2 separate regions of the Homo sapiens genome follow, and region 2 is linked to region 1. A link is a loop called in an ENCODE intact Hi-C map of the cell type or tissue named here. Cell type or tissue: CD4-positive, alpha-beta T cell. All regions are shown on one strand. Each heading gives the region's core, and the rest is flanking DNA. Links, peaks and the distances in the headings are about the cores only.

The links. A loop is a pair of places that touch in the nucleus more often than their neighbours do. Peaks named below come from ENCODE experiments on the same cell type or tissue, not always from the same donor. Only the 100,000 strongest peaks of a DNase experiment are listed, where the experiment ranks them.
Region 2: it touches region 1 in a loop (14-fold over the local background); 5 of 110 quality-filtered maps call a loop at or near these places.

What each region holds. Positions count from the first base shown.
Region 1 is chr1:196,804,107-196,820,622 of GRCh38, reverse strand. It overlaps CFHR1 (complement factor H related 1), which reads right to left and starts at 892. Exons shown (of 6, transcript NM_002113.3): 1 at 721-892. The coding sequence starts at 778. In CD4-positive, alpha-beta T cell, for the core only: no CTCF peak of the experiment used is centred there; no DNase peak of the experiment used is centred there.
Region 2 is chr1:196,930,606-196,947,121 of GRCh38, reverse strand. CFHR2 (complement factor H related 2) reads right to left here and starts at 3,384. Exons shown (of 5, transcript NM_005666.4): 1 at 3,184-3,384. The coding sequence starts at 3,241. LOC105371675 (a long non-coding RNA gene) reads left to right here and starts at 13,409. Exons shown (of 3, transcript XR_007066779.1): 1 at 13,409-13,665. RefSeq lists enhancers at 4,839-5,339, 12,940-13,439. In CD4-positive, alpha-beta T cell, for the core only: no CTCF peak of the experiment used is centred there; no DNase peak of the experiment used is centred there.

The DNA of each region.
Region 1 (16,516 bases), core at 4,309-12,308:
TAGTTTAATTAGTATCCTAGACCTTGGTAGAGATTTTGTTTGCAATTCCTTTGATATGGTGGCCTTAATTTCAACATGAAATAAAATGGGACCGTTTATAAAATATCATAAGAAGCAGTTTGTAGTATTAATAAAGAGGTGATACATTACTTCATTCTCAACATTTAAGAGCTCAGAAGAAGCAATTTCTTGACAGTTCACTGGTTTATATATAAATGATATTTTCTATTGTTTCAGTAAAATATATTTCCCTCTGTTGAAGGATAATTCAATTGAAATGGGAATTCCTCCATTTTAATGACCTTTAAAATTTAAATGATCAAATCTAGGAAACTAAAATCCAAAAAGCATTTTGAAGGTGGCCAAATCTTTTTGAGATTGATTGTTCTAGTTAGTGGCATTGCAGAGTGTATGCAGAATTACACTAATACTTCACCTTGCCACCGTTAGTATAGCAGGTTTTCCCTCATTTAATTCCTCTTTACATTCTCTATTTGGTGGCCATTTACCTTTGCAACTTAGAGGATGGAGAGAACTAATTTTATTCTATTTTCCTGCTAATTGCATGTTAGAAAGTATTTCCATAAAATAGATTAATATTATAACTCATTTAAAATATTTTCATCCATTTATTCATTTAAAAATATGTAAGCATACACACAAAAACCGATAAATGTATCTGAAAAAGGAACTAAATATTCAGGTCTGTTTTGAACTTACCTTCTCCCCCAACAGAGGATATCCGTGAGATTAGAATTACACTGACCAGGAGCCACATGCTTGGTAGTTCCAATCTTATATAACTAAAAATACTTCAGTGGTGGTGGTGTTGCTTTGAATCTGCTTTCATTAACAGTTATGAGCATGACTTTGAATTTCAGTGTACTAACTGGAAGCTAGTTTAGTAAAGTCCTTTGTGGTAAACATCAAAGTTCATGGAGGGTTGTGCAAAATAAGCAAATAGTGTCTAATCAGTGTTTTCACAATAATACTCTGAGTTTATCATGTAATATTAACTTGAGCAAAATAAAAGCTGTTCAATTTCCTTGTTGTGGTCCCTGAGTCTCTGAGTTTGGAATATTCAGAAATGGGCCATTGAAGAGGAAAGAGGAAGCCCCTTCTTTTTTCTAGCCAAGAGTTCAGCTACATCAGTAGGCAAGCAAGTGAAGGTGATCAGTCCTCATCTTAACATAACAGCATCACTGTTCTAGTTATAAATTCCACTTAAAACTGGTATTAAGAATGAGGTAACTTCAGACCATCCTGGCTAACATGGTGAAACCCCATCTCTACTGAAAATACAAAAATTAGCTGGGCGTGGTGGTAGGTGCCTGTAGTCCCAGCTACTTGGGAGGCTGAGGCAGGAGAATGGCGTGAACTCGGGAGGCGGAGTTCGCAGTGAGCTGAGATCGCACCACTCCCCTCCAGCCAGGGTGACAGAGCGAGACTCCGTCTCAAAAAAAAAAAAAAAAAAAAAAGAATGAGGTAACTTCTTAATAGTTTTCATATTTTTAGACTATAAAAAGTCAAATCAAGAATAATTTTTGGTATGTAATGGTTCCCAAAATTGTTGAACAAATTTTACTTCAAAATAATTTTGTTCTGATGGGACTTTGAGAATGGGTATTTCTGGGTCTTGGTATATTCACTCACCACCAAAAGGCAGCAATAAAACTGGATAAAATTATAAAAATAATCTCTAGAAATTGGCCAAAGAGCATACTGTTGGGAAATATTTATTCCAGAAAGTCCACATAAATCTCAGTAAAAAAGAGTGGATGCTTTTATCCACCTTTGTCTCACAGCTCAGTTCTGTGGCTCAGAAGTTGAACCCTGGGTAGGCAAGCAGTCTGTGTGGACTGGAAACTCTGCTGCTCCACTGGAGGGGAGTGACTTTATAGCGTGGAAAATTCCCTGCCCAAGGATCCTATTGAATATAAAGAGGTTACAGTGGGAAGCAAGTAGAGAAGATTAGTATGTGTAGAGGATATTAGCTGGGGCAAGCAACAAAGTGGCCAGTCAGTCAAAAATTTAATGGCAAAATTTGGAGAAAGGGACAGCCTAAGGACTTCCACTAAGATGAAACTTACTGATGGTGGTTCAGAAGTCAATGGGAATGCATATAGCTATGTTCAATCAAGAAACCAGAGAAGTCTCTGTGAGCTACTAGTCTCCACTATTGATTCTAGTCTATCTAAACCTTATCATTTCCAATTAAACTACCTAAATTATCTAAAGTGTCACACTCTAGACCATTTCAACAATCTTTTTAGCTCACTTACTCTACTAAATTTGTTCCAACCATTCAATGACACTGATGCTTTTTCACTATTCTTTTCCCTTCACTTTCTCTCTTCCCACCATACCCAAATTAGATTCAATGGTTCATCACTGTAAGTCAATCCCTTGCACACACTCTCCTGCCCATTCCTTTCTTTCTATCTGTAATCCAAGTTTTAGAAAACCTCAAACCTTTGCAAATAAATTCTCTGCCTGCCCTGTCTCTGAACTGAAGCAGCAGAGTGTGTCTACAAGAAAAACAAATGCGGTCACCGCTCCAAGATGGCTGAATAGGAACAGCTCTGGTCTGCAGCTCCCAGCGTGACCAGCGCAGAGGATGGGAGATTTCTGTATTTCCAATTGAGGTACCTGGTTCATCTCATTGGGACTGGTTGGACAGTGGGTACAGCACATGGAGGGGGAGCCGAAACTGGGCGGGGCATTGCCTCACCCTGGAAGTGCAAGGGGTCAGGGGATTTCCCTTTCCTAGCCAAGGGAAGCCATGGCAGACTGCACCTGGGAAAAATGGGACATTCCTGCCCAAATACTGCACTTTTCCGAGGGTCTTAGTAAACGGCAGACCAGGAGACACTCTCCTGCTCCTGGTTCGGTGGGTCCCACACCCACGGAGCCTTGCTGACTGCTAGTGCAGCAGTCTGAGATCAACCTGTGAGGCAACAGCCTGGTGGGGGGAGGGGCATCCGCTATTGCTGAGGCTTGAGTAGGTAAACAAAGTGGCCTGAAAGCTTGAACTGGGTGGAGCCCACTGCAGCACAGCTAGGCCTGCTGCCTCTGTAGACCCCACCTCTGGGGGCAGGGCATAGCTAAACAAAAGGCAGCAAACTTTAAACGTCCCTGTCTGACAGCTCTGAAGAGTGAGGTGGTTCTCCCAGCATGGCATTTGAGCTCTGAGAACAGACAGACTGCCTCCTCAAGTGGGTCCCTGACCCCTATGTAGCCTAACTGGGAGACAACCTCCCAGTAGGCGACGACTTACACCTCATACAGGCAAGTGCCCCTCTGGGACAAAGCTTCCAGAGGAAGGATCAGGCAGCAATATTTGCTGTTCTGCAATATTTGCTATTCTACAGCCTCTGCTGGTGATACCCAGGAAACAGGGTCTGGAGTGGACCTCCAGCAAAATCCAACAGACCTGCAGCTGAGGGACCTGATTGTTAGAAGGAAAACTAACAAACAGAAAGGAATAGCATCAACATCAACAAAAAGGACATCCACACCAAAACCCCATCTGAAGGTCACCAACATCAAAGACCAAAGGTAGGTAAAAACCACAAAGATGGGGAGAAACCAGAGCAGAAAAGCTGAAAATTTGAAAGAATCAACAAAATTAATATACCCCTAGCAATACTAATAAAGAAGAAAAGAGAAAGGAATCAAATAGATGCAATAAAAAATGATAAAGGGGATATCACCACCGATCCCACAGAAATACAAACTACCATCAGAGAATACTATAAACACCTCTATGCAAATAAACTAGACAATCTAGAAGAAATGGATAAATTCCTGAACACATACATCCTCCCAAGACTAAACCAGGAAGAATTTGAATGTCTGAATAGACCAATAACAGGTTCTGAAATTGAGGCAATAATTAATGTCCTACCAACCAAAAAAAGTCCAGGAGCAGATGGATTTACAGCTGAATTCTACCAAAGGTACAAAGAGGAGCTGGTACCATTCCTTCTGAAACTATTCCAATCAATACAAAAAGCGGGACTCCTCCCTAACTCATTTTATGAGGCCAACATCATCCTGACACCAAAACCTGGCAGAGACACAACAAAAAAATAGAATTTTAGACCAATATCCCTGATGAACATTGATGCGAAAATCCTCAATAAAATACTGGCAAACGGAATCCAGCAGCACATCAAAAAGCTTATCCACCACGATCAAGTCGGCCTCATCTCTAGGATGCAAGGCTGGTTAAACATATGCAAATCAATACACATACTCCACCACATAAACAGAACCAAAGACAAAAACCACATGATTATCTCGATAGATGCAGAAAAGGCCTTCAACAAAATTCAACAGCCCTTCATGCTAAAAACTCTCGGGGAACTAGGTATTGATGGAATGCATCTCAAAATAATAAGAGCTATTTATGACAAACCCTCAGCGAATATCATTCTAAATGGGCAAAAACTGGAAGCATTCCCTTTGAAAACTGACACACGACAGGGATGTCCTCTCTCACCACTCCTATTCAACATAGTTTTGGAAGTTCTGGCCGGGGATTTCCGTCAAGAGAAAGAAATAAAGGGTATTCAATTAGGAAAAGAGGAAGTCAAATTGTCTCTGTTTGCAGATGACATGATTGTGTATTTAGAAAACCCCATCGTCTCAGCCCAAAATCTCCTTAGGCTGGTAAGCAACTTCAGCAAAGTCTCAGGATACAAAGTCAATGTGCAAAAATCACAAGCTTTCCTACACACCAATAACAGACAAGCAGAAAGTCAAATCATGAGTGAACTCTCACTCACAATTGCTACAAGGAGAATAAAATACCTAGGAATCCAACTTACAAGGGATGTGAAGGACGGACCTCTTCATGGAGAACTATGATCCACTGCTCAACGAAATAAAAAAGGACACAAACAAATGGAAGAACATTTCATGCTCATGGATAGGAAGAATCAATATTGTGAAAATGGCCATACTGCCCAAGGTGATTTATAGATTCAATGCCATTCCCATCAAGCTACTAATGTCTTTCTTCACAGAATTGGACTAAACTACTTTAAAGTTCATATGGAACCAAAAAAGAGCCCTCATTACCAAAGCAATCCTAAGCAAAAAGAACAAAGCTGGAGGCTTCAAGCTACCTGACTTCAAACTATGCTACAGTAACCAAAACAGCATGGTACAGCATGGTACCGGTACCAAAACAGAGATATAGACCAATGGACCAGAACAGAGGCCTCAGAAATAACACCACACATCTACAACCATCTGATCTTTGACAAACCTGAGAAAAACAAGAAATGGAGAAAGGATTTCCTATTTCTTAAATGGTGTTGGGAAAACTGGCTAGCCATATATAGAAAGCTGAAACTGGATCCCTTCCTTACACCTTATACAAAAATTAATTCAAGATGGATTAAAGACTTAAATGTTAGACCCAAAACCATAAAAACCCAAAAAGAAAACCTAAGCCATACCATTCAGGACATAGGCACGGGCAAGGACTTCATCACTAAAACACCAAAAGCAATGGCAACAAAAGCCAAAATAGACAAATGGGATCTAATTACACTGAAGAACTTGTGCACAGCAAAAGAAACTACCATCAGGGTGAACGGGCAACCTACAGAATGGGAGAAAATTTTTGCAATCTACCCATCTGATAAACGGCTGATAGCCAGAATCTACAAAGAACTTAACAAATTTAGAAGAAAAAAACAAACCCATCAAAAAGTGGGCAAAGGATAAGAACAGACTCTTCTCAAAAGAAGATATTTATTCAGCCAACAGACACATGAAAAAATGCTCATCATCACTGGTCATCAGAGAAATGCAAATCAAAATGGCAATGAGATACCATCTCACACCATTTAGAATGGCGACCATTAATAAGTCAGGAAACACCAAATGCTGGAGAGGATGTGGACAAATAGGAACACTTTTACACTGTTGCTAGGAGTGTAAATTAGTTCAACCATTGTGGAAGACAGTGTGGCAATTCCTCAAGGATCTAGAACTAGAAATACCATTTGACCCAGCCATCCCATTACTGGGTATATATACCCAAAGGATTATAAATCATGCTACTATAAAGACACATGCACACGTATGTTTATCATGGCACTATTCTCAATTGCAAAGGCTTGGAACTAGCCCAAATGTCCATCAGTGGTAGACTGGATTAAGAAACTGTGGCACATATACACCATGGAATACTATGCAGCCATAAAAAGGATGAGTTCATGTCCTTTGAAGGGACATGGATGAAACTGGAAACCATCATTCCCAGCAAACTATCACAAGGACAGAAAACCAAACACCGCATGTTCTCATTCATAGGTGGGAATTGAACAATGAGAACACTTAGACACAGGGCGGGGGACATCACACACCAGGGCCTATCATGGGGTGGGGGGCAGGGGGAGTGATAGCATTAGGATAAATACCTAATGTAAATGACGAGTTGATGGGTGCAGCAAACCAACATGGCACATTTATACCTATGTAGCAAACTTGCACATTGTGCACATGTACCCTAGAACTTAAAGCATAATAATAAAGATAAATAAATAAATAAAGGTTTACATTATGAAGAGTTGAAAAAAAAAACCAAATGCAACGGTGCTGACTTGCCTTGCTTTAAATTAATGATCATAGGCCTAAATGATTTTGACACTTCCTTTCTCCTCCTCTGTTTTATTATCTCCCTCCTTAACCATCAGTCCTCACCTTGTACTTTGCTAATGACTTTATTTATTTTTTTCATCTAGATATAGAAGCAATCAGAAGAAAACTACCTGCTGTTCACACACATCCTTTTTTGCATTGTCTCCTGTTTCACTGGATGTTGATCCTTACTCCTATCCTGTTATGGTCTCTACCAGATTTGATCCCCTCTTTTCTATGCAAGGATTTTGCTCTTTCAATTATTCCCTCTCAACTGTTATCATTAATTTCTCCATTTTTCAAATTATTTCTGCCAATATGCGAAAATACCAAACATCTTCCATCTTAAAGAGCAACAACAACAAAAAAAGCTCAAAAAATCCTTTGTGGAACCAAATCTCTTTCTAGTAAGCTCCCAATTCTCTTCTCATTTTATAATACAATGACTCCAATGTATTAGCTACAATTTCTGCCTCATTTCATTTTTTCATTCCCACCACTACACTTAAACCTCTCTTGTAACAGTCATCAATATCTTCTTTGTAATCAAATCCATTGGTTGAAACTGAATAATCAGCAAAAATTCACATGAGTTTCCCATCCTTCCATTTTGAAATACCTGCTTCACATGGTCTATGGAACAACACATTCTCCTGGTTTCTCTTCTGTCTGAAAGGCTTCACCATGTCAATGTTTTGATGGCTTCTTCTAAACTCTCTGACATTTAAATACTGGCTTGTCTGAATCTAGGGGATGTTATCATTTATTTATGAGCACAGAGTTAATTTTCACAGAGCTAGTGCCAATTTTTAGTTGAATTAACAGTATCTTCTCTTGTCTATTCTTTTTTGAAGCAGTACTCAACAATTATTTTCCAATTTTTTTGCTGAATATTTCTTCCATTCTTCTAATTTGGAAACTTAGATTTTCCTTTTGTTTTTCTGTTTCTTATTTTAAGTAATTTCAGTAGATTATGCCCTCCCATGTATTATCAAGTACAATAACTGAGACCAGGGAATTGACATCAGCACAGAGTGAGACCCTGTCTCAAAAAAAACTGAAAAACTTTTAATTGATTTATTTATGCACATATAAAGTACAAACATTAATTTATTTCTAAAATCCTGTATAATTTTACAAACTTCAACACATTTTATTTTCATCTTTTTTATTTGTTTTGTGTTCTCTGTTTTCGGTGCCCATTGTGTTCCATCAGTTGATAAGTTTTAATGGATAATGACTTGACTTTTACCTACTAACTGAGCAAAGAAATGAGAACAGGTTGTGATGTCCTACTCATGCTATTTTCCTCCAGGGATCATGTAAGCTGATCATGCAAGAGTTTACCTAATCCATAGCTTCCTCCGTTGCTAAGAGCTCCAGCATTCTCCAGCTGTACTCCATAAAGTCCTTCCTATACATCCCATCCTTTACTTACAGGACATATTCTTCCTACTGATGCTCAAGACCAAACCATTTTAGAAAAATATGTCTCATAGCAGAATTGTGCAAGTTTACTAAAAATGCTCTCAGATGTTTTATATCATGTTTGGTGCCCTGAAAGTAATTTATGAATGGTTGCTAATGGAAAACACCTTCATTTCCTTCTTCAGCCTTTTTTCAACTCAATCAGGATAACTTTTTGTTCCCAAAACAGTCAAGCTTTACACTTCAGTATCTTTCTTGTTTGTCTGTCAACCACTCTCAAGGATTTTCTATTTTCTTGCATATTTGTGGATAGTTTTAAAATCATTTAAGAACAGTATAGAGATTTTACATTTCATGTTATATTTAAAACCATTAATATGATTTTATTTTAATGTAAGCTTAAGTATTTACAACTCCTGTCATATAATTTAATATTTCTTTTTGGGTAATAAGAGTGCTCTCAGTTTTTCTGGTTATAGTGAAGTTGCAGAAAAATTGTTTGTAAATAATATTTTAAAAAGTTATTTACGTAAATTTTGAGTAGTGGGAAGGAAAAGACAAAATATTGGTGCATTTTTTTAGGTTCTGGTTAAACCCTAGCATGTTGTTTATAAACCTATACATATCTGTTTATGCTGACTCAAACTATGTATATGTAAACTGTTTCTACCATAACTGTATAGGCTTAAATATTTAATCTTACTAATTTTATAATAAAACATTCTACTGTTTTTTACAAAAGTATTTACATTTTTTGAACACTTTCCATTTACTTGTTTACTATTTTGCTTTAACTGTATGAATTATTTATGCCTGTACCTTTCTACTGGAACATCACTGATTTTCTCAGTAAATTGAATCAGTTTTTAATATTATAATTTTTTATTGTACATGATTTGCATGGAATTTCCAATTAATTTTCTTCTTGAATTTGATGTTTATTGGGGCTACAAATGCCCATTTTTGTATTCTCAAATATTTTAGTATTTCACCTTTATGAAGTAAGAAACCTGATACTTAAAAAAAGTATTTCTTATGTCTCAATAAATGTCAAATTCATTTTGCATAGATATTGTACTGGATATTACAAATCACACACGGTAGAAACTGATGTCTCAAATAGTGCTGCTCCTATCTGAACATTCTATATTGTTAACTCCTGACTTCCTGACTGTAATTCAGTCTCCACGCTCATGAAACCGTGGTCCGTCTGTCTATGCATCTCACTTGCTTAAAATCCATCCATGGCTCCCTGATCACTCTCTGAGTAAAGTTCAGTCTTCTTGTCAGGTCTATAAAATCTTAAAATCTTTTCTGATTCCATACCTCACATCACTCATCACAGTGAATACCCTGAGTTTTAGTCATGCTAACTTTTTGAAACTTCCCAATTATGTTTTTTCTTTATCTTGTTGTTGGTCTTTCACATTCTGTTTCTCCTAAGTATTGATTTTCTCCGCATCTACCTACCAAAATTATATGCAAGTTTGAACCTCACATGAAATATCATCTCCTTTCAGATCTATTTCCTGGCCTCCAAGAGGGTGTTTATTTTTTGTCTAAATTCTTGTAGTGTCTTTCATCTTTTTCTATTAATGTGCTTATTATATTGTTATAGTTTTTATATGTGGGATTTTGTATCTGTTATATCTATAAGCTGCCTTTAACTCACTGCTGCTGACCTGTGTGATCAAGTTGCAGGAGAAAAAATTTCTTGTTACATAGGCTGATGCAAAAAGAAAAAGTAGGTTTCTACTGACCAACTCTGTTTTCCTTTGAATAATATAAATGATAACAGTAGCTTCGATTTATTGAATACTTACTATATGGTTATAAGTATTGTTAAATGCCCAGTATACTAAAACCTATTTACATACATTTGTGAATTAAATTCTGATTTCAAAAATGTCATCTCCATTTTGCAGATGAAACTCAGAGATGCAGATGTACTCCTACAAATATACATTATTTAATGACTGAAGCAGTATTTAATGAAAGACATAGACATTTATTGGGATAGTTTTCATGTAGAAGTATTTTATTTGCTTTTATATATATTAAGTTGTTTAGTCTTACCAGGTGGTAAGAATGTTGGTGTTGGATTGCTGAAGGAATTCACAGGACTCAAACAACTTATGCTCACAAAAAGGCTGTATCACAGGCAAAGGGCACAGCAGCAGTAGGAGAGGGTTGTTCGTTGAGGGATCCATCCATAGAACTCACACGCAGACTTCTTTGTCCTACCACCACTGGGTCATACAGGATGCATTTTTTCTACAGATACAAACCACATCAGCATGTGTGTGTGTGAGAAACCTGAATTTCCTTTGTTTCACTGAAGCATATGCTATACATCACTCCAGTAATGATGTTGCTCAAGCCTGCTGCTTCCCAGATCCATGGCATTTTGTTTTAGTAATGGTAGTGTGTCTGGAATTAGTGGGTTCTTGGTCTCACTGACTTCAAGAATGAAGCCGCGGACCCTCGCGGTGAGTGTTACAGTTCTTAAAGGTGATGCATCTGGAGTTTGTTCCTTCTGATGTTCACACGTTTGGAGCTTCTTCCTTCTGGTGGGTTCGTGGTCTCACTGGCTTCAGGAGTGAAGCTGCAGACCTTCAGTGAGTGTCACAGCTCTTAAGGTGGGATGTCTGGTGTTGTTCGTTCCTCCCATCTGGAGTTGTTCGTTCCTCCCATCTGGAGTTGTTCGTTCCTCTTAGTGGGTTCGTGGTCTCACTGGCTGGCCTCAAGAGTGAAGCTGCAGACCTCTGCAGTGAGTGTTACAGCTCATAAATGCAGTGTGGAACCAAAGAGTGAGCAGCAGCAAGATTTATTGCAAAGAGGGAAAGAACAGTGTAGAACTGGACCCCCGAGGGTTGCCACTGCTGGCTGGGGCAGCCTGCGTTTATCCCTTATCTGGCCCCACGCACATCCTGCTGATTGGTCCATTTTACAGAAAGCTGATTGGTCTGTTTTACAGAGAGCTGATTGGTCTGTTTTGACAGGGTGCTGATTGGTGCGTTTACCTTGAGCTAGACACAGAGTGCTGATTGGTTTATTTACAATCCCTTAGCTAGACATAAAGGTTCTCCAAGTCCCCACCAGATTAGCCACATACAGAGTGCTGATTGGTGCATTCACAAACCTGGAGCCAGACACAGAGTGCTGCTTGGTGCATTTACAAACCTTGAGCTGGACACACAGTGCTGATTGGTGTATCTACAATCCCTTAGCCAGACATAAAGGTTCGCCAAGTCCCCACTAGACTCAGGAGCCCAGCTGGCTTCACCTAGTGGATCCCACAGCTGGCTGCAGGCAGAGCTGCCTGCCAGTCCTGCACCCTGCACCCGCACTCCTCAGCCCTTGGGCGGTTAATGGGAACGGGCGCTGCGGAGCAGCGGGCAGTGCTCGTCAGGGAGGCTCTGGCTGCACAGGAGCCCATGGCAGCGGGGTGGCTCAGGCATGGCTGGCTGCAGGTCCCAAGCCCTGCCCCACAGGGAGGCAGCTGAGGCCTGGTGAGAGTTCGAGCTCTGCGCTGGCCTGCTGGCACTGCTGGGGGACCCGGATCACCCTCTGCAGCTGCTGGCCTGGGTGCTAAGCCCCTCACTGCCCGGGCTGGCTGTGCTGGCCGGCCATTCCAAGTGTGGGCCTGCAGATCCCACACCCACCTGGAAGTCCTCCTGGCCCACAAGCTCTGTGGGCAGCCCGGGTTCCTGCCCATGTCTCTCCCTCCGGGCCTCTCACTCCACACCTCCCCGCAAGCTGAGGGAGCCAGCTCTGGCCTCAGCCAGCCCAGAAAGGGGCTCCCACAGTGCAGTGGGCTGAAGGGCTCCTCAATAGCGGCCAGAGTGGGTGCCGAGGCCGAGGAGGCACCAAAAGCGAGTGAAGGCTGCGAGGGCTGCCAGCACACTGTCGCCTCTCAGTAGGGTCTTTGTGAGACAAGGTATTTCACTGTAACAGACATCAGACTAAAAGGTAAGAGAGAAAATTATTTTTTTGCTGTAAGACTCTCTAGAAGCAAAGTTATGTTTGATTTTTCCCTTTAAATAGTATATTTGTTAGATCTCTTATTTAGGCAATTATGTCACCTTCTTTTTATCTATCACTTATTTTAACCCAAACTTTCCTCTCCAAAAAGAAATATCAGGTTTGACCATGGAGTTAACCTATTCACTGGAAATAACAATCTTGCTAAGGCTTCTTTCTTGGTTTATTTTCATTCACATGGGATAGGATTAGAAATGTACAAACTTACTGGCCTGTTACCTCTACTTGGTAACAAAGCATTTCCACCTGAAGGCCCGGTTAGGCCAGGTGAGAGGACGGGACATTCTAGCTTCTGTGATCTCTGTTGCAACTACTCTGTTGGCCCTGATAGTGTAACATGGGGAATACGTAAACTAGTGAACATGGTTGTGTTCCAATAAAACTTTATGGACACAAATATGTAAATTTCATATAAATTTTATGAATATTTTAATTATCAAATGATTTTTCTTACTTTAATTTTAAAAAGATGTCAAAATGTAAAAACCATTGTAGTCAGAGCCCTACAAAAATAGGCAGCAGGCCACAGTTCCCCATGACTGTCATTTGCCAGTCCTTCATCTGGCCCACCAATCCCTTCTGAATTCATTTAAATTAAAAACTATAGACAGTAACTCCTGTTTAAATATGAGTGATGTGTCAAGAACTGTTCATTTTAAACTGGACTCAGAAATTATGGGGTAAGGCAGAAAAGAAGAAAATTGTGCTGTGTTTGAAAAGACTTGTAGATAAGTGCCGGTTTCATCCCCAAATCGTTCTTACTTCTACCACTCTATCTAGGAAATTTATCTAATAGTAAATCATCTTTGGTTTCTCCCATGTTTAACTTTTTATTTTAATTTTATGTTTTACTTTTATTTTAGATTCAGGAGCACATGTGCAGGTTTGCTACATAGGTAAATGGCATGTCAGAGGGGTTTGGTGTGCAAATTATTTTGTCACTTAGGTAATAAGCATAGTACTCAAAAGGTGGCTTGTTAAATCTTCACTCTCCTCCCATCCTCCACCCTCAAGTATCTGTTGTTCTCTTCTTGGTATCCATATGTACTCAGTGTTTAGCTTTCACTTATAAGTGACAACATACGGTATTTGGTTTTCTGTTCCTGTGTTAGTTTGCTTAGATAACGGCCTCCAGCTCCATCTCTGTTCGTGCAAAGGACATTATCTCACTATATTTTACGGCTGCACAGTATTCCATGGTAAATGTGTACCACATCTTAAAAATCCAATCTACCGTTGATGGACATTTAGATTCAATCTCCAAGCCAAGCAAAAATGAGTTCCAAAATTGAATCAGTAATTAAAAGCCTACCAACCAGCAAAAGCCCAGGACCAGACGGATTCACAGGCAAATTCTACCAGATATGAAAGGAAGAGCTGGTATCATTCCTACTGAAACTATTCCAAAAAATTGAGGAGGAGGGACTCCTTCCTAAATCATTCTATGAGGCCAGCATCACCTAATGCCAAAACCTGGCAGAGACACAGCTGAAAAGGAAAACTTCTGGTCAATATCCTTGATGAACATAGATGCAAAAATAGTCAACAAAATCTGATCAAACTGAATCTGGCAGCATATCAAAACGCTAATACACCACAATCAAGTAGGCTTTATTCCTGTGGTGCAAGGTTGGCTCAACAAACATGAATCAATAAATGTTATTCATCACAGAAACCAGAACTAAAAACAAAACCACATGATTATCTCATGTTTAATTTTAATGCACAACTTGAAAACAAGTAAACCAGCTCTTTCATCCTTTATTACTGACCTATCTGCCCCAGTCTTTATTTTTGGCAGGTATTTCAATTAATGATTTCAAATATTTCCACTACTCTGCAGAAGATAAAGGATATGATATATATATTCGATGTGGTGTTTATTTGCCCATTGTTGTATATCACGTGCTGTAAAATAGCTTCCTTGATCAGAAGAATATAACTTGGTGGGCAAAAACAATTCAGATTATTTAATTTTCATACGTTAGATTTAACTTCCATGAAAAAAACCAAGTCTCAAATACGTTTTAGTGGCCTTCAAAGCTTGCTTAAATCTTCCTGGTGTTAAGAACGAACATCAAATATAATCTATTTACTAGCTGTATGCTGGGCCATCACCCCAGTGGATATGTCCTAATGAATTTTTAAATCTTACCTATCTTGCTAAGAAACTGGACCATTATGGTAAACAATTTATACCTTTTCTGGTGCTTCTGTTGGTTTAGGTCCTTCTGTGACCATTCCTTTCATGTATATAAGTAGTTACTTCTAGGTAATGAACCGAAATACCTATTTGTTGACTCCAGTCGCTTTCCAATCCTGGTAGAGTTTTTATTTTGGTGGGCATCAGCTTGTCCCAGTTTGATTTGTCTTTTTAATTCCCATAAAGGTAGTATCTCGGGCAACAAGTACTTGAATCAACTATTTTTGCATTAATTAATCACTGGTCATGAATTGGTATCAACCCATGTGATCTGGCCTTTTATGTCCTCAATGTCTTCCATAATAGCGAGAAAACACATTAAAGTTTACCCTATTGAATTCCTTTAGTCTTATATTTACCCATGAGGATCTGCCACAACTTTCCAGGTAGAGTAGTAACCATTCATTTATGAACTGCCATCAGAAAGACAGGATAATCATCTAGCCTCTGGCAGCAGGTGTTCTAATGGAGAATCCCTTTAAACTTTTCCTTCAGTAGCCTAAGACAGAGCTTCAGCAGTCTCTAGAGTGAGTCCCAGAAAAAGAGGAGGTATTTGCTCATGAATATGACCAAGGCCATTGCTGTACCTTCTTGTAGAATTTTCCTTCATATAAAATTTCCATTTAATAATGGAACTCTTTTGGGTATTCTCTTTTTTTTGGTGTGTTTTTCAGACAAAACCCTGACACTTTGGACATTTCAGAAGTTAAAATAATTGTATACCCTTCAACTATTGGAACCATGTCAGTCAATGCCCTATACTATGCCAAATGACAGGTAATTTGTTTCTTCTTTTTTTCTTCATTGTTCTTGCTAGAAATATATCATTTATTCTTCTCAAAGAACTAACTTTGATTGGTTTTATTCATTCTTTGAGAAGATTAAGAAAACAGTTTTTTCTATATTGCACTTGCTTCATTGATTTATACACTAATATTCATGATTTCCTACCTTCTTAAGTTGGAACTTAGGTTAGTGTTTTGAGATATTTCTTCTTTTCTAATATACCATTTAATGACATCTCACAATTCTATGGGGCATAGAATTTTGGTGGGGATCAAATGGATAAATCTTTTATTTTCTGTGTATTAATGGAGACATTCATTGTTATTCATCTGGTTAATCTTCTGCGGTGGAGGGTTCAATATGTCTTCAGTCACATATTTGGTGCTTTGCCAGCAACAAGTGAAATTTGGGGTTTAGGTGACTCCTGTCACTCTCAGGGCCTCTCTACAGGGTACCCAGAATTCTCTCATGCTGATTAGAAGCTACAAGACACCAAGGCAGAAGCTGCTATTTTTTTAAAGCTTACATCCGTAACTGGCATAGAGATACTTATACCATATCCTATTGGTCAGAAAAGTCATGGGTTAGCACAAGTTCAAGATGATGGGGAAATAGGTCACTTAATCAGAGGATTTTCAAATTATTTGTGGACATCTTTAATCTGCAAAACATAGTAACTATGATACATTACATACTAATATTTTAATTTATCTCCACTCTGAGGTACGTATGTGTCATAAAAATAATTGCATTTAAGAATGTACTCCATTATGATTACTTACCTAGTTCATCTTTATTGGTGTCATCAAATGTAACCAAGTCTTACCTATTTTAGAAATCATATTTAAATGTGTTTTCAAAGTTTAATTGTATCTAATGAAAGAGTAATGTTTTATTTCTCTACCTCGGTAGCGCTCACCCATGTTTTTGACAGTTTTCTGCCTGTTTCTTTAAGAAAAGTTTTAAAAACAAGTCTGTGATATTTTCTGTAATTTCATAGAAGACTGATAATTTGACCCTTGTTAAAATTCTTGCAAGAGAATCTTTAGGTGTACACCAGATTGAAGATAAATAAGAATCTGAGTTAAGTGCTCAAATCACATTTTTTAGGTTGTTCATCTAAAATAAGTATAATAAATAACTGGATTTCATAAGATGCAGCTGAGGGAGCTCATCAACTAATAAAGGAAAGGAGATGGAAGAACTTCAGAGGTCACAGACACTCATTGAGTCATCTCCCTTAAACATATGAATTCAAGGTGAAGATTAGGATAATCAGACACTACACATAAGAGTCACAATTCTCACTATGCTGTTGACATTAATGCTGTGTTAAATAATTTTCAGCAGTTAACATAATGATAGGTAAAAATGTGAATTGCTAGTTCTGAAAGCAAG
Region 2 (16,516 bases), core at 1,197-9,196, 130 kb before region 1:
TACAGTTGTACAGATATTCACCACATAATGACATTTTGGTCAATGACTGATCGCTCATGTGACAGTGGACCCATAAGATTATAGTGTAGCTGAAAAATTCCTATCACCTAATAGCCATCATAACATAGCAGTGTAATATATTACTCACATGTTTGTGGCAATGCCGGTGTAAATAAACCTACAGCATTGCCAGTCACATAAAAATATGCCACACACAATTTTGTACAGTACATAATACTTGATGATGACAATATAGAAGTGTTACTGGTTAATGTATTTCATATAGTATAATTGTTATCAGTATTTTATAGTTAACTTCTTCTACTGGTTAAAAAAATTAACTGTAAAACGGTTAATGTTTCCTGAGGCAGATCCTTCAGGAACTATTCCAGAAGAAACCTTTGTTATCATAGGAGAGGACAGCTCCATGCCTGTTACTGCCCTGAAGATCTTCTAGTGGGACAAGAGCGGAGGAAGAAGACAGTGATACTGATGATCCTAACCCTTTGTAGGCTGAGGTTAATATGTGTGTTTGTGTCTGTTTTTAACAAAAAGGTTTAAAAAGTAAATAAATAAGTAAAATATTTAAAAGATAAAAGCTTATAGCACAAGAACAGAAAGAAAAAATCTTTTGTACATCTCTACAATGTTTTTTAAGCTAAATATTATCTCGAAAGACATAAAAATTAAAGTTGATGAAGTAAAAAGGTCAACATAAACTAAGGTTAATTTATTATCGAAGAAAAGTTTAAAATAAATTTAGTCTATCCTGGGTGCATCAAAAGCTCAGTAATTAGCACTGAAGAACTTATCCATGTAACCAAAAACCACCTGCTCCCCCAAAACTATTGAAGTAAATAAATAAATAAAATAAATTAGTTTAGCCTAAGTATACAGTGTTTATACCACCTCTAGTCGTGTATGGTGATGTTCTAAGCCATCACATTCACTCACCACTCATGTAATGACTTACTGAGAGCAACTTTCAGTCCTACACACCCTATTCATGGTAAAAGCCCTATACAAGTCTGCCGTTTTTAATATTTTATACTGTATTTTTATTGTACTTTGCTATATTGAGATAAACATATACTTACAATTGTGCTACAGTTGCCCACAGTATTCAGTACAGTAACATGCTGTACAGGTTTGCAGCCTAGGAGCGACAGGCTATACCATATGGCCTAGTTACCTAGTAGGCTATAAAACCTAGGTTTGTGTAAGTCCACTCTATAATGTTTGAATAAGAAGGAAATCGCCTAAGGACGCACTTCTCAGAACGTGTCCCTATCATTAAGTGATGCATGACTGTTTATACACACACACACACACACACACACACACTCACTCACAGTCACCTATATATAGCCTTGCAATTTATTTGCCTATTTACATTTTGCTTTTCTTTAGGACACTGTAAGTTGCAGTGAGGTGTGGTTAGGGTTGTCATTTTCTTCCAGCTTCTTTGCTACATGAAGCACAACATAGTGCTTGATAAATATTTTGCTACTGGAAGCATGCAGCTTTCTATGTATACAAATGTGTTGCTTCAGTGTGTTGTTTTTGCTGTTTGGCAGGTCTCTCAGTAGACACCTAAATGACAGTGTAACACACACTTACAGATCATTTAACATCTAGGCAACCTTTAGATAGAATTTCACTGAAGTTTCTCCCAGAGACTGGATTGAAGCTTGAACTTTTTTTTGGTGGGAGGAGGGTTAGGAATTGTCAAAATTCTACATATTTCTCTCATATTTTTCACTTATTTTCCTCTGCTACCCCCCTATTTAGAAATCCTCATGTAATGCCATGTGTAATAGGTGTATAAGCCACTTAATAAATACCATAAACACAGACTTAAGAAAAATCAAATACACTCATACAATCGCACTCCTGTGATTACAACTCAGCACTAAAAGTGAAAACAAAATAAAACGAATTTCAAGGGCTAGGCGTGGTGGCTTATGCCTGCAATCCCAACACTGTGGGAGGCCGAGGCAGGCAGATCACCTGAGGTCGGGAGTTCGAGACCAGCCTGACCAACATGGAGAAACCCCATCTCTACTAAAAATACAAAATTAGCCAGGCGTGGTGGTGCATGCCTGTAATCCTAGCCACTTGGGAGGCTGACGCAGGAGAATTGCTTGAACCCAGGAGATGGAAGTTGTGGTGAGCCGAAATCACACCATTGCACTCCAGCCTGGGAAACAAGAGTGAAAGTCCATCTCAAAAAAAAAATGAATTTCAAGCAATAGAAATAATATTTTGCAACATTTCTAAGGGCAAATATTTAAAGGAAAGCATGTTATTGTTCATGTTGTTCTGTTATGTCAGGACTGATGAGAAACTGTTCAAATAAAAGTTCAAAGGTCTGGAAACATTAGGAAACAGCAAAACAGTAAAGTAAAAACTTTTTGGAAATCAAAGGGTAAAGCATAATGATCGAAACTCCAAGTACAGACATAGTTTAATTAGTATCCTAGACCTTGGTAGAGATTTTGTTTGCAATTCCTTTGATATGGTGGCCTTAATTTCAACATGAAATAAAATGGGACCATTTATAAAATATCATAAGAAGCCGTTTGTAGTATTAATAAAGAGGTGATACATTACTTCATTCTCAACATTTAAGAGCTCAGAAGAAGCAATTTCTTGACAGTTCACTGGTTTATATATAAATGATATTTTCTATTGTTTCAGTAAAATATATTTCCCTCTGTTGAAGGATAATTCGATTGAAATGGGAATTCCTCCATTTTAATGACCTTTAAAATTTAAATGATCAAATCTAGGAAACTAAAATCCAAAAAGCATTTTGAAGGTGGCCAAATCTTTTTGAGATTGATTGTTCTAGTTAGTGGCATTGCAGAGTGTATGCAGAATTACACTAATACTTCACCTTGCCACCGTTAGTATAGCAGGTTTTCCCTCATTTAATTCCTCTTTACATTCTCTATTTGGTGGCCATTTACCTTTGCAACTTAGAGGATGGAGATAACTAATTTTATTCTATTTTCCTGCTAATTGCATGTTAGAAAGTATTTCCATAAAATAGATTAATATTATAACTCATTTAAAATATTTTCATCCATTTATTCATTTAAAAATATGTAAGCATACACACAAAAACCGATAAATGTATCTGAAAAAGGAACTAAATATTCAGGTCTGTTTTGAACTTACCTTCTCCCCCAACAGAGGATATCCGTGAGATTAGAATTACACTGACCAGGAGCCACATGCTTGGTAGTTCCAATCTTATATAACTAAAAATACTTCAGTGGTGGTGGTGTTGCTTTGAATCTGCTTTCATTAACAGTTATGAGCATGACTTTGAATTTCAGTGTACTAACTGGAAGCTAGTTTAGTAAAGTCCTTTGTGGTAAACATCAAAGTTCATGGAGGGTTGTGCAAAATAAGCAAATAGTGTCTAATCAGTGTTTTCACAATAATACTCTGAGTTTATCATGTAATATTAACTTGAGCAAAATAAAAGCTGTTCAATTTCCTTGTTGTGGTCCCTGAGTCTCTGAGTTTGGAATATTCAGAAATGGGCCATTGAAGAGGAAAGAGGAAGCCCCTTCTTTTTTCTAGCCAAGAGTTCAGCTACATCAGTAGGCAAGCAAGTGAAGGTGATCAGTCCTCATCTTAACATAACAGCATCACTGTTCTAGTTATAAATTCCACTTAAAACTGGTATTAAGAATGAGGTAACTTCAGACCATCCTGGCTAACCTGGTGAAACCCCATCTCTACTGAAAATACAAAAATTAGCTGGGCGTGGTGGTAGGTGCCTGTAGTCCCAGCTACTTGGGAGGCTGAGGCAGGAGAATGGCGTGAACTCGGGAGGCGGAGTTCACAGTGAGCTGAGATCGCACCACTCCCCTCCAGCCAGGGTGACAGAGCGAGACTCCATCTCAAAAAAAAAAAAAAAAAAAGAATGAGGTAACTTCTTAATAGTTTTCATATTTTGTAGACTATAAAAAGTCAAATCAAGAATAATTTTTGGTATGTAATGGTTCCCAAAATTGTTGAACCAATTTTACTTCAGAATAATTTTGTTCCGATGGGACTTTGAGAATGGGTATTTCTGGGTCTTGGTATATTCACTCACCACCAAAAGGCAGCAATAAAACTGGATAAAATTATAAAAATAATCTCTAGAAATTGGCCAAAGAGCATACTGTTGGGAAATATTTATTCCAGAAAGTCCACATAAATCTCAGTAAAAAAGAGTGGCTGCTTTTATCCACCTTTGTCTCACAGCCCAGTTCTGTGGCTCAGAAGTTGAACCCTGGGTAGGCAAGCAGGCTGTGAGGACTGGAAGCTCTGCTGCCCCACTGGAGGGGAGTGACTTTATAGCGTGGAAAATTCCCTGCCCAAGGATCCTGTTGAATATAAAGAGGTTACAGTGGGAAGCAAGTAGAGAAGATTAATATGTGTAGAAGATATTAGCTGGGGCAAGCAACAAAGTGGCCAGTCAGCCAAAAATTTAATGGCAAAATTTGGAGAAAGGGACAGCCTAAGGACTTCCACTAAGATGAAACTTACTGATGGTGGTTCAGAAATCAATGGGAATGCATATAGCTATGTTCAGTCAAGAAACCAGAGAAGTCTCTGTGAGCTATTAGTAGTCTCCACTATTGAATCTAGTCTATCTAAACCTTATCATTTCCAATTAAACTACCTAAATTATCTAAATATTAGGTGTCACACTCTAGACCATTTCCACAATCTTTTTAGCTCACTTACTCTACTAAATTTGTTCCAATCATTCAATGACACTGATGCTTTTTCACTATTCTTTTCCCTTCACTTTCTCTCTTCCCACCATACCCAAATTAGATTCAATGGTTCATCCCTGTAAGTCAATCCCTTGCACACACTCTCCTGCCCATTCCTTTCTTTCTTTCTGTAATCCAAGTCTTAGAAAACCTCAATCCTTTGCAAATAAATTCTCTGCCTGCCCTGTCTCTGAACTGAAGCAGCAGAGTGTGTCTACAAGAAAAACAAATGCGGTCACCGCTCCAAGATGGCTGAATAGGAACAGCTCTGGTCTGCAGCTCCCAGCTGCAGAAGATGGGAGATTTCTGCATTTCCAACTGAGGTACCTGGTTCATCTCACTGGGACTGGTTGGACAGTGGGTGCAGCACATGGAGGGGGAGCCGAAACTGGGCGGGGCATCACCTCACCCTGGAAGTGCAAGGGGTCAGGGGATTTCCCTTTCCTAGCCAAGGGAAGCCATGGCAGACTGCACCTGGGAAAAATGGGACATTCCTGCCCAAATACTGCACTTTTCCGAGGGTCTTAGTAAACGACAGACCAGGAGACACTCTCCTGCTCCTGGCTCGGCGGGTCCCACACCCACGGAGCCTTGCTGACTGCTAGTGCAGCAGTCTGAGATCAACCTGTGAGGCAACAGCCTGGTGGGGGGAGGGGCATTCGCTATTGCTGAGGCTTGAGTAGGTAAACAAAGTGGCCTGGAAGCTTGAACTGGGTGGAGCCCACTGCAGCACAGCTAGGCCTGCTGCCTCTGTAGACCCCACCTCTGGGGGCAGGGCATAGCTAAACAAAAGGGAGCAGAAACTTCTGCAGACTTTAAATGTCCCTGTCTGACAGCTCTGAAGAGAGAGGTGATTCTCCCAGCATGGCATTTGAGCTCTGAGAACAGACAGACTGCCTTCTCAAGTGGGTCCCTGACCCCCATGTAGCCTAACTGGGAGACAACCTTCCAGTAGGGGACAACTTACACTTCATACAGGTGAGTGCCCCTCTGGGACAAAGCTTCCAGAGGAAGGATCAGGCAGCAATATTTGCTGTTCTGCAATATTTGCTATTCTGCAGCCTCTGCTGGTGATACCCAGGCAAACAGGGTCTGGAGTGGACCTCCAGCAAAATCCAACAGACCTGCAGCTGAGGGACCTGACTGTTAGAAGGAAAACTAACAAACAGAAAGGAATAGCATCAACAACAACAAAAAGGACATCCACACCAAAACCCCATCTGTAGGTCACCAACATCAAAGACCAAAGGTAGATAAAAACCACAAAGATGGGGAGAAACTAGAGCAGAAAAGCTGAAAATTTGAAAAACCAGAGCACCTCTTCTCCTCCAAAGATCGTGGGACAAAGCTGGACAGAAAATGACTTTGACGAGTTGACAGAAGTAGGCTTCAGAAGGTCAATAATAACAAACTTCTCCGAGCTAAAGGAGGATGTTTGAGCCCATTGCAAGGAAGCTAAAAATCTTCAGAAAAGATTAGATGAATGGCTAACTAGAATAAACAGCATAGAGAAGACCTTAAATGACCTGATGGAGCTAAACACCATGGCACGAGAACTTCGTGACACATGCACAAGCTTCAATAGCTGATGCAATCAAGTGGAAGAAAGGATATCAGTGATTGAAGATCAAATTAATGAAATAAAGTGAGAAGAGAAGTTTAGAGAAAAAAGAGTAAAAATGAATGAACAAAGCCTCCAAGAAATATGGGACTATGTGAAAAGACAAAATCTACGTTTGATTGGTGTACCTGAAAGTGACGGGGAGAATGGAACCAAGTTGGAAAATACTCTTCAGGATATCATCCAGGAGAACTTCTCCAACCTAGCATGGCAGGCCAACATTCAAATTCAGGAAATACAGAGAACATCACAAAGATACTCCTTGAGAAGAGCAACCCTAAGACACATAACTGTCAGATTCACTAAGGGTGAAATGAAGGAAAAAATGTTAAGGGCAGCCAGAGAGAAAGGCCAGGTTACCCACAAGGGGAAGCCCATCAGACTAACAGCGGATCTCTCAGCAGAAAATCTATAAGCCAGAAGACAGTGGGGGCCAATACGCAACAATCTTAAAAGAATTTTCAACCCAGAATTTCATATCCAGCCAAACTAAGCTTCATAAGTGAAGGAGAAATAAAATCCTTTACAGACAAGCAAATGCTGAGAGATTTTGTCACCACCAGGCCTGCCTTACAAGTGCTCCTGAAGGAAGCACTAAACATGGAAAGGAACAACTGACACCAGCCACTGCAAAAACATGCCAAATTGTAAAGACCATTGATGCTATGAAGAAACTGCATCAATTAATGGGCAAAATAACCAGCTAACATCATAATGACAGGATCAAATTCATACATAACAATATTAACCTAAAAGGTAAATGGGCTAAATGCCCCAATTAAAAGACACAGACTGGCAAATTGGATAAAGAGTCAAGACCCATCAGCGTGCTGTATTCAGGAGACCCATCTCACGTGCAGAGACACACATGGCTCAGAATAAAAGGATGGAGGAATATCTACCAAGCAAATGGAGAGCAAAAAAAAAGCAGGGGTTGCAATCCTAGTCTCTGATAAAACAGACTTTCAACCAACAAAGATCAAAAGAGACAAAGAAGGCTATTACATAATGGCAAAGGGATCAATTCAACAAGAAGAGCTAACTATCCTAAATATATATGCACCCAATACAGGAGCACCCAGATTCTAAGCAAGTCCTTAGAGACCTACAAAGAGGCTTAGACTCCCACACAATAATAATGGGAGATTTTAACACCCCACTGTCAATATCAGACAGATTAATGAGATAGATGGTTGAGAAGGATATCCAGGACTTGAACTCAGCTCTACACCAAGCAGACCTAATAGAAATCTACAGAACTCTCCACCCCAAATCAACAGAATATACATTCTTCTCAGCACCACATCGTACTTATTCTAAAATTGACCACATAGTTGGAAGTAAAGCACTCCTCAGCAAACGTAAAAGAACAGAAATCACAACAAACTGTCTCTCAGACCACAGTGCAATCAAATTAGAACTCAGGATTAAGAAACTCACTCAAAACCACACAACTACAAGGAAACTGAACAACCTGCTCCTGAATGACTACTGGGCAAATAATGAAATGAAGGCAGAAATAAATACGTTCTTTGAAACCAAGAAGAACAAAGACACAACTTACCAGAATCTCTGGGACACATTTAAAGCAGTATAGAGAGGGAAATTTATAGCATCAAATGCCCACAAGAGAAAGCAGGAAAGATCTAAAATCGACACCTTAACCTCACAATTAAAAGAAGTAGACAAGCAAGAGCAAACAAATTCAAAAGCTAGCAGAAGGCAAGAAATAACTAAGATCAGAGCAGAACTGAAGGACATAGACACACAAAAAACCCTTCAAAAAATCAAGGAATCCAGGAACTGGTTTTTTGAAAGAATCAACAAAATTAACATACCCCTAGCAATACTAATAAAGAAGAAAAGAGAAAGGAATCAAATAGACGCAATAAAAAATGATAAAGGGGATATCACCACCGATCCCACAGAAATACAAACTACCATCAGAGAATACTATAAACACCTCTACGCAAATAAACTAGACAATCTAGAAGAAATGGATAAATTCCTGAACACATACATCCTCCCAAGACTAAACCAGGAAGAATTTGAATGTCTGAATAGACCAATAACAGGTTCTGAAATTGAGGCAATAATTAATGTCCTACCAACCAAAAAAAGTCCAGGAGCAGATGGATTTACAGCTGAATTCTACCAAAGGTACAAAGAGGAGCTGGTACCATTCCTTCTGAAACTATTCCAATCAATAGAAAAAGCGGGACTCCTCCCTAACTCATTTTATGAGGTCAACATCACCCTGACACCAAAACCTGGCAGAGACGCAACAAAAAAATAGAATTTTAGACCAATATCCCTGATGAACATTGATGCAAAAATCCTCAATAAAATACTGGCAAACGGAATCCAGCAGCACATCAAAAAGCTTATCCACCACGATCAAGTCGGCCTCATCTCTAGGATGCAAGGCTGGTTAAACATATGCAAATCAATAAACATACTTCACCACATAAACAGAACCAAAGACAAAAACCACATGATTATCTCAATAGATGCAGAAAAGGCCTTCAACAAAATTCAACAGCCTTCATGCTAAAAACTCTCAGGGAACTAGGTATTGATGGAATACATCTCAAAATAATAAGAGCTATTTATGACAAATCCTCAGCGAATATCATTCTAAATGGGCAAAAACTGGAAGCATTACCTTTGAAAACTGACACACGACAGGGATGTCCTCTCTCACCACTCCTATTCAACATAGTTTTGGAAGTTCTGGCCAGGGATTTCCGTCAAGAGAAAGAAACAAAGGGTATTCAATTAGGAAAAGAGGAAGTCAAATTGTCTCTGTTTGCAGATGACATGATTGTATATTTAGAAAACCCCATCGTCTCAGCCCAAAATCTCCTTAGGCTGGTAAGCAACTTCAGCAAAGTCTCAGGATACAAAGTCAATGTGCAAAAATCACAAGCTTTCCTACACACCAATAACAGACAAGCAGAAAGCCAAATCATGAGTGAACTCTCACTCACAATTGCTACAAGGAGAATAAAATACCTAGGAATCCAACTTACAAGGGATGTGAAGGACCTCTTCATGGAGAACTATGATCCACTGCTCAACGAAATAAAAAAGGACACAAACAAATGGAAGAACATTTCATGCTCATGGATAGGAAGAATCAATATTGTGAAAATGGCCATACTGCCCAAGGTGATTTATAGATTCAATGCCATTCCCATCAAGCTACCAATGTCTTTCTTCACAGAATTGGACAAAACTACTTTAAAGTTCATATGGAACCAAAAAAGAGCCCTCATTACCAAAGCAATCCTAAGCAAAAAGAACAAAGCTGGAAGCTTCACGCTACCTGACTTCAAACTATGCTACAGTAACCAAAACAGCATGGTACAGCATGGTACCGGTACCAAAACAGAGATATAGACCAATGGACCAGAACAGAGGCCTCAGAAATAACACCACACATCTACAACCATCTGATCTTTGACAAACCTGAGAAAAACAAGAAATGGAGAAAGGATTTCCTATTTCTTAAATGGTGTTGGGAAAACTGGCTAGCCATATATAGAAAGCTGAAACTGGATCCCTTCCTTACACCTTATACAAAAATTAATTCAAGATGGATTAAAGACTTAAATGTTAGACCCAAAACCATAAAAACCCAAAAAGAAAACCTAAGCCATACCATTCAGGACATAGGCACGGGCAAGGACTTCATCACTAAAACACCAAAAGCAATGGCAACAAAAGCCAAAATAGACAAATGGGATCTAATTACACTAAAGAACTTGTGCACAGCAAAAGAAACTACCATCAGGGTGAACGGGCAACCTACAGAATGGGAGAAAATTTTTTGCAATCTACCCATCTGATAAACGGCTGATAGCCAGAATCTACAAAGAACTTAACAAATTTAGAAGAAAAAAACAAACCCATCAAAAAGTGGGCAAAGGATAAGAACAGACTCTTCTCAAAAGAAGATATTTATTCAGCCAACAGACACATGAAAAAATGCTCATCATCACTGGTCATCAGAGAAATGCAAATCAAAACGGCAATGAGATACCATCTCACACCATTTAGAATGGCGACCATTAATAAGTCAGGAAACACCAAATGCTGGAGAGGATGTGGACAAATAGGAACACTTTTACACTGTTGCTAGGAGTGTAAATTAGTTCAACCATTGTGGAAGACAGTGTGGCAATTCCTCAAGGATCTAGAACTAGAAATACCATTTGACCCAGCCATCCCATTACTGGGTATATATACCCAAGGGATTATAAATCATGCTACTATAAAGACACATGCACACGTATGTTTATCGTGGCACTATTCTCAATTGCAAAGGCTTGGAACTAGCCCAAATGTCCATCAGTGGTAGACTGGATTAAGAAACTGTGGCACATATACACCATGGAATACTATGCAGCCATAAAAAGGATGAGTTCATGTCCTTTGAAGGGACATGGATGAAACTGGAAACCATCATTCCCAGCAAACTATCACAAGGACAGAAAACCAAACACCGCATGTTCTCATTCATAGGTGGGAATTGAACAATGAGAACACTTAGACACAGGGCGGGGGACATCACACACCAGGGCCTATCATGGGGTGGGGGGCAGGGGGAGTGATAGCATTAGGATAAATACCTAATGTAAATGACGAGTTGATGGGTGCAGCAAACCAACATGGCACATTTATACCTACGTAGCAAACTTGCACATTGTGCACATGTACCCTAGAACTTAAAGCATAATAATAAAGATAAATAAATAAATAAAGGTTTACATTATGAAAAGTTGAAAAAAAAAACCAAATGCAACGGTGCTGACTTGCCTTGCTTTAAATTAATGATCATGGGCCTAAATGATTTTGACACTTCCTTTCTCCTCCTCTGTTTTATTATCTCCCTCCTTAACCATCAGTCCGCACCTTGTACTTTGCTAATGACTTTATTTATTTTTTTCATCTAGATATAGAAGCAATCAGAAGAAAACTACCTGCTGTTCACACACATACTTTTCTGCATTGTCTCCTGTTTCACTGGATGTTGATCCTTACTCCTATCCTGTTATGGTCTCTACCAGATTTGATCCCCTCTTTCCTATGCAACGATTTTGCTCTTTCAATTATTCCCTCTCAACTGTATCATTAATTTCTCCATTTTTCAAATTATTTCTGCCAATATGCAAAAATACCAAACATCTTCCATCTTAAAGAGCAACAACAACAAAAAAAGCTCAAAAAATCTTTTGTGGAACCAAATCTCTTTCTAGTAATCTCCCAATTCTCTTCTCATTTTATAATACAATGACTCCAATGTATTAGCTACAATTTCTGCCTCATTTCATTTTTTCATTCCCACCACTACACTTAAACCTCTCTTGTAACAGTCATCAATATCTTCTTTGTAATCAAATCCATTGGTTGAAACTGAATAATCAGCAAAAATTCACATGAGTTTCCCATCCTTCCATTTTGAAATACCTGCCTCACATGGTCTATGGAACAACACATTCTCCTGGTTTCTCTTCTATTTGAAAGGCTTCACCATGTCAATGTTTTGATGGCTTCTTCTAAACTCTCTGACATTTAAATACTGGCTTGTCTGAATCTAGGGGATGTTATCATTTATTTATGAGCACAGAGTTAATTTTCACAGAGCTAGTGCCAATTTTTAGTTGAATTAACAGTATCTTCTCTTGTCTATTCTTTTTTGAAGCAGTACTCAACAATTATTTTCCAATTTTTTTGCTGAATATTTCTTCCATTCTTCTAATTTGGAAACTTAGATTTTCCTTTTGTTTTTCTGTTTCTTATTTTAAGTAATTTCAGTAGATTATGCCCTCCCATGTATTATCAAGTACAATAACTGAGACCAGGGAATTGACATCAGCACAGAGTGAGACCCTGTCTCAAAAAAAACTGAAAAACTTTTAATTGATTTATTTATGCACATATAAAGTACAAACATTAATTTATTTCTAAAATCCTGCATAATTTTACAAACTTCAACACATTTTATTTTCATCTTTTTTATTTGTTTTGTGTTCTCTGTTTTCGGTGCCCATTGTGTTCCATCAGTTGATAAGTTTTAATGGATAATGACTTGACTTTTACCTACTAACTGAGCAAAGAAATGAGAACAGGTTGTGATGTCCTACTCATGCTATTTTCTTCCAGGGATCATGTAAGATGATCATGCAAGAGTTTACCTAATCCATAGCTTCCTCTGTTGCTAAGAGCTCCAGCATTCTCCAGCTGTACTCCATAAAGTCCTTCCTATACATCCCATCCTTTACTTGCGTTTACAAACCTGGAGCTAGACACAGAGTGCTGATTGGTGTATTTACAATCCCTTAGCTAGACATAAAGGTTCGCCAAGTCCCCACCAGATTAGCCACATACAGGGTGCTGATTTGTGCGTACACAAACCTGGAGCCAGACACAGAGGGCTGCTTGGTGCATTTACAAACCTTGAGCTAGACACACAGTGCTGATTGGTGTATCTACAATCCCTTAGCCAGACATAAAGATTCGCCAAGTCCCCACTAGACTCAGGAGCCCAGCTGCCTTGACCTAGTGGATCCCACACCTGGCTGCAGGGGGAGCTGCCTGCCAGTCCTGTGCCCTGCACCTGCACTCCTCAGCCCTTGGGCGGTTAATGGGAACGGGCACTGCGGAGCAGGGGGCCGCTCTCGCCAGGGAGGCTCTGGCTGCACAGGAGCCCACGGCAGTGGGGTGGCTCAGGCATGGCTGGCTGCAGGTCCCAAGCCCTGCCCCACAGGGAGGCAGCTGAGGCCCCACGAGAATTCAAGCTCCACGCTGGCCTGCCGGCACTGCTGGGGGACCCAGAAAACCCTCTGCAGCTGCTGGACCGGGTGCTAAGCCCCTCACTGCCTGGGCCGGCTGCGCGGGCCGGCCATTCCAAGTGCGGGCCCGCAGATACCACACCCACCCGGAAGTCCTCCTGGCCCACAAGCTCCGCGGCGCAGCCCGGGTTCCCGCCCACGTCTCTCCTTCCGGGGCTCTCACTCCATACCTCCCCACAAGCTGAGGGAGCCGGCTCCGGCCTCAGCCAGCCCAGAAAGGGGCTCCCACAGTGCAGCGGGCTGAAGGGCTCCTCAATAGCGACCAGAGTGGGCACCAAGGCCGAGGAGGCACCAAAAGCGAGTGAGGGCTGCGAGGGCTGCGAGGGCTGCCAGCACATTGTCGCCTCTCAGTAGGGTCTTTGAGAGACAAGGTATTTCACTGTAACAGACATCAGACTAAAAGGTAAGAGAGAAAATTATTTTTTTGCTGTAAGACTCTCTAGAAGCAAAGTTATGTTTGATTTTTCCCTTTAAATAGTATATTTGTTAGATCTCTTATTTAGGCAATTATGTCACCTTCTTTTTATCTATCACTTATTTTAACCCAAACTTTCCTCTCCAAAAAGAAATATCAGGTTTGACCATGGAGTTAACCTATTCACTGGAAATAAGAATCTTGCTAAGGCTTCTTTCTTGGTTTATTTTCATTCACATGGGATAGGATTAGAAATGTACAAACTTACTGGCCTGTTACCTCTACTTGGTAACAAAACATTTCCACCTGAAGGCCCGGTTAGGCCAGGTGAGAGGACGGGACATTCTAGCTTCTGTGGTCTCTGTTGCAACTACTCTGTTGGCCCTGATAGTGTAAAAACAGCCATGGGGAATATGTAAACTAGTGAACATGGTTGTGTTCCAATAAAACTTTATGGACACAAATATGTAAATTTCATATAAATTTTATGAATATTTTAATTATCAAATGATTTTTCTTACTTTAATTTTAAAAAGATATCAAAATGTAAAAACCATTGTAGTCAGAGCCCTACAAAAATAGGCAGCAGGCCACAGTTCCCCATGACTGTCATTTGCCAGTCCTTCATCTGGCCCACCAATCCCTTCTGAATTCATTTAAATTAAAAACTATAGACAGTAACTCCTGTTTAAATATGAGTGATGCTTCAAGAACTGTTCATTTTAAACTGGACTCAGAAATTATGGGTAAAGGCAGAAAAGAAGAAAATTGTGATGTGTTTGAAAAGATTTGTAGATAAGTGCTGGTTTCATCCCCAAATCGTTCTTACCTCTACCACTCTATCTAGGAAATTTATCTAATAGTAAATCATCTTTGCTTTCTCCCATGTTTAACTTTTTATTTTAATTTTATGTTTTACTTTTATTTTAGATTCGGGAGCACATGTGCAGGTTTTCTACATAGGTAAATGGCATGTCAGAGGGGTTTGGTGTGCAAATTATTTTGTCACTTAGGTAATAAGCATAGTAGTCAAAGGTGGCTTGTTAAATCTTCACTCTCCTCCCATCCTCCACCCTCAAGTATCTGTTGTTCTCTTCTTTGTATCCATATGTATTCAGTGTTTAGCTTTCACTTATAAGTGACAACATACGGTATTTGGTTTTCTGTTCCTGTGTTAGTTTGCTTAGTTAATGGCCTCCAGCTCCATCTCTGTTCCTGCAAAGGACATTATCTCACTATATTTTATGGCTGCACAGTATTCCATGGTAAATGTGTACCACATTTTAAAAATCCAATCTACCATTGATGGACATTTAGATTCAATCTTCAAGCCAAGCAAAAATGAGTTCCAAAATTGAATCAGTAATTAAAAGCCTACAAACCAGCAAAAGCCCGGGACCAGACGGATTCACAGGCAAATTCTACCAGATATGAAAGGAAGAGCTGGTATCATTCCTACTGAAACTATTCCAAAAAATTGAGGAGGAGGTACTCCTTCCTAAATCATTCTATGAGGCCAACATCACCCTAATGCCAAAACCTGGCAGAGACACAGCTGAAAAGGAAAACTTCTGGTCAATATCCTTGATGAACATAGATGCAAAAATAGTCAACAAAATCTGATCAAACTGAATCTGGCAGCATATCAAAACGCTAATACACCACAATCAAGTAGGCTTTATTCCTGTGGTGCAAGGTTGGCTCAACAAACATGAATCAATAAATGTTATTCATCACAGAAACCAGAACTAAAAACAAAACCACATGATTATCTCATGTTTAATTTTAATGCACAACTTGAAAACAAGTAAACCAGCTCTTTCATCCTTTATTACTGACCTATCTGCCCCAGTCTTTTTTTTTTTGGCAGGTATTTCAATTAATGACTTCAAATATTTCCACTACTCTGCAGAAGATAAAGGATATGATATATATATTCGATGTGGTGTTTATTTGCCCATTGTTGTATATCACGTGCTGTAAAATAGCTTCCTTGATCAGAAGAATATAACTTGGTGGGCAAAAACAATTCAGATTATTTAATTTTCATACGTTAGATTTAACTTCCATGAAAAAAACCAAGTCTCAAATACGTTTTAGTGGCCTTCAAAGCTTGCTTAAATCTTCCTGGTGTTAAGAATGAACATCAAATATAATCTATTTACTAGCTGTATGCTGGGCCATCACCCCAGTGGATATGTCCTAATGAATTTTTAAATCTTACCTATCTTGCTAAGAAACTGGACCATTATGGTAAACAATTTATACCTTTTCTGGTGCTTCTGTTGGTTTAGGTCCTTCTGTGACCATTCCTTTCATGTATATAAGTAGTTACTTCTAGGTAATGAACCAAAATACCTATTTGTTGACTCCAGTCGCTTTCCAATCCTGGTAGAGTTTTTATTTTGGTGGGCATCAGCTTGTCCCAGTTTGATTTGTCTTTTTAATTCCCATAAAGGTAGTATCTCAGGCAACAAGTACTCGCATCAACTATTTTTGCATTAATTAATCACTGGTCATGAATTGGTATCAACCCATGTGATCTGGCCTTTTATGTCCTCAATGTCTTCCATAATAGCTGAGAAAACACATTAAAGTTTACCCTATTGAATTCCTTTAGTCTTATATTTTCCCATGAGGATCTGCCACAACTTTCCAGGTAGAGTAGTAACCATTCATTTATGAACTGCCATCAGAAAGACAGGATAATCATCTAGCCTCTGGCAGCAGGTGTTCTAATGGAGAATCCCTTTAAACTCTTCCTTCAGTAGCCTAAGACAGAGCTTCAGCAGTCTCTAGAGTGAGTCCCAGAAAAAGAGGAGGTATTTACTCATGAATA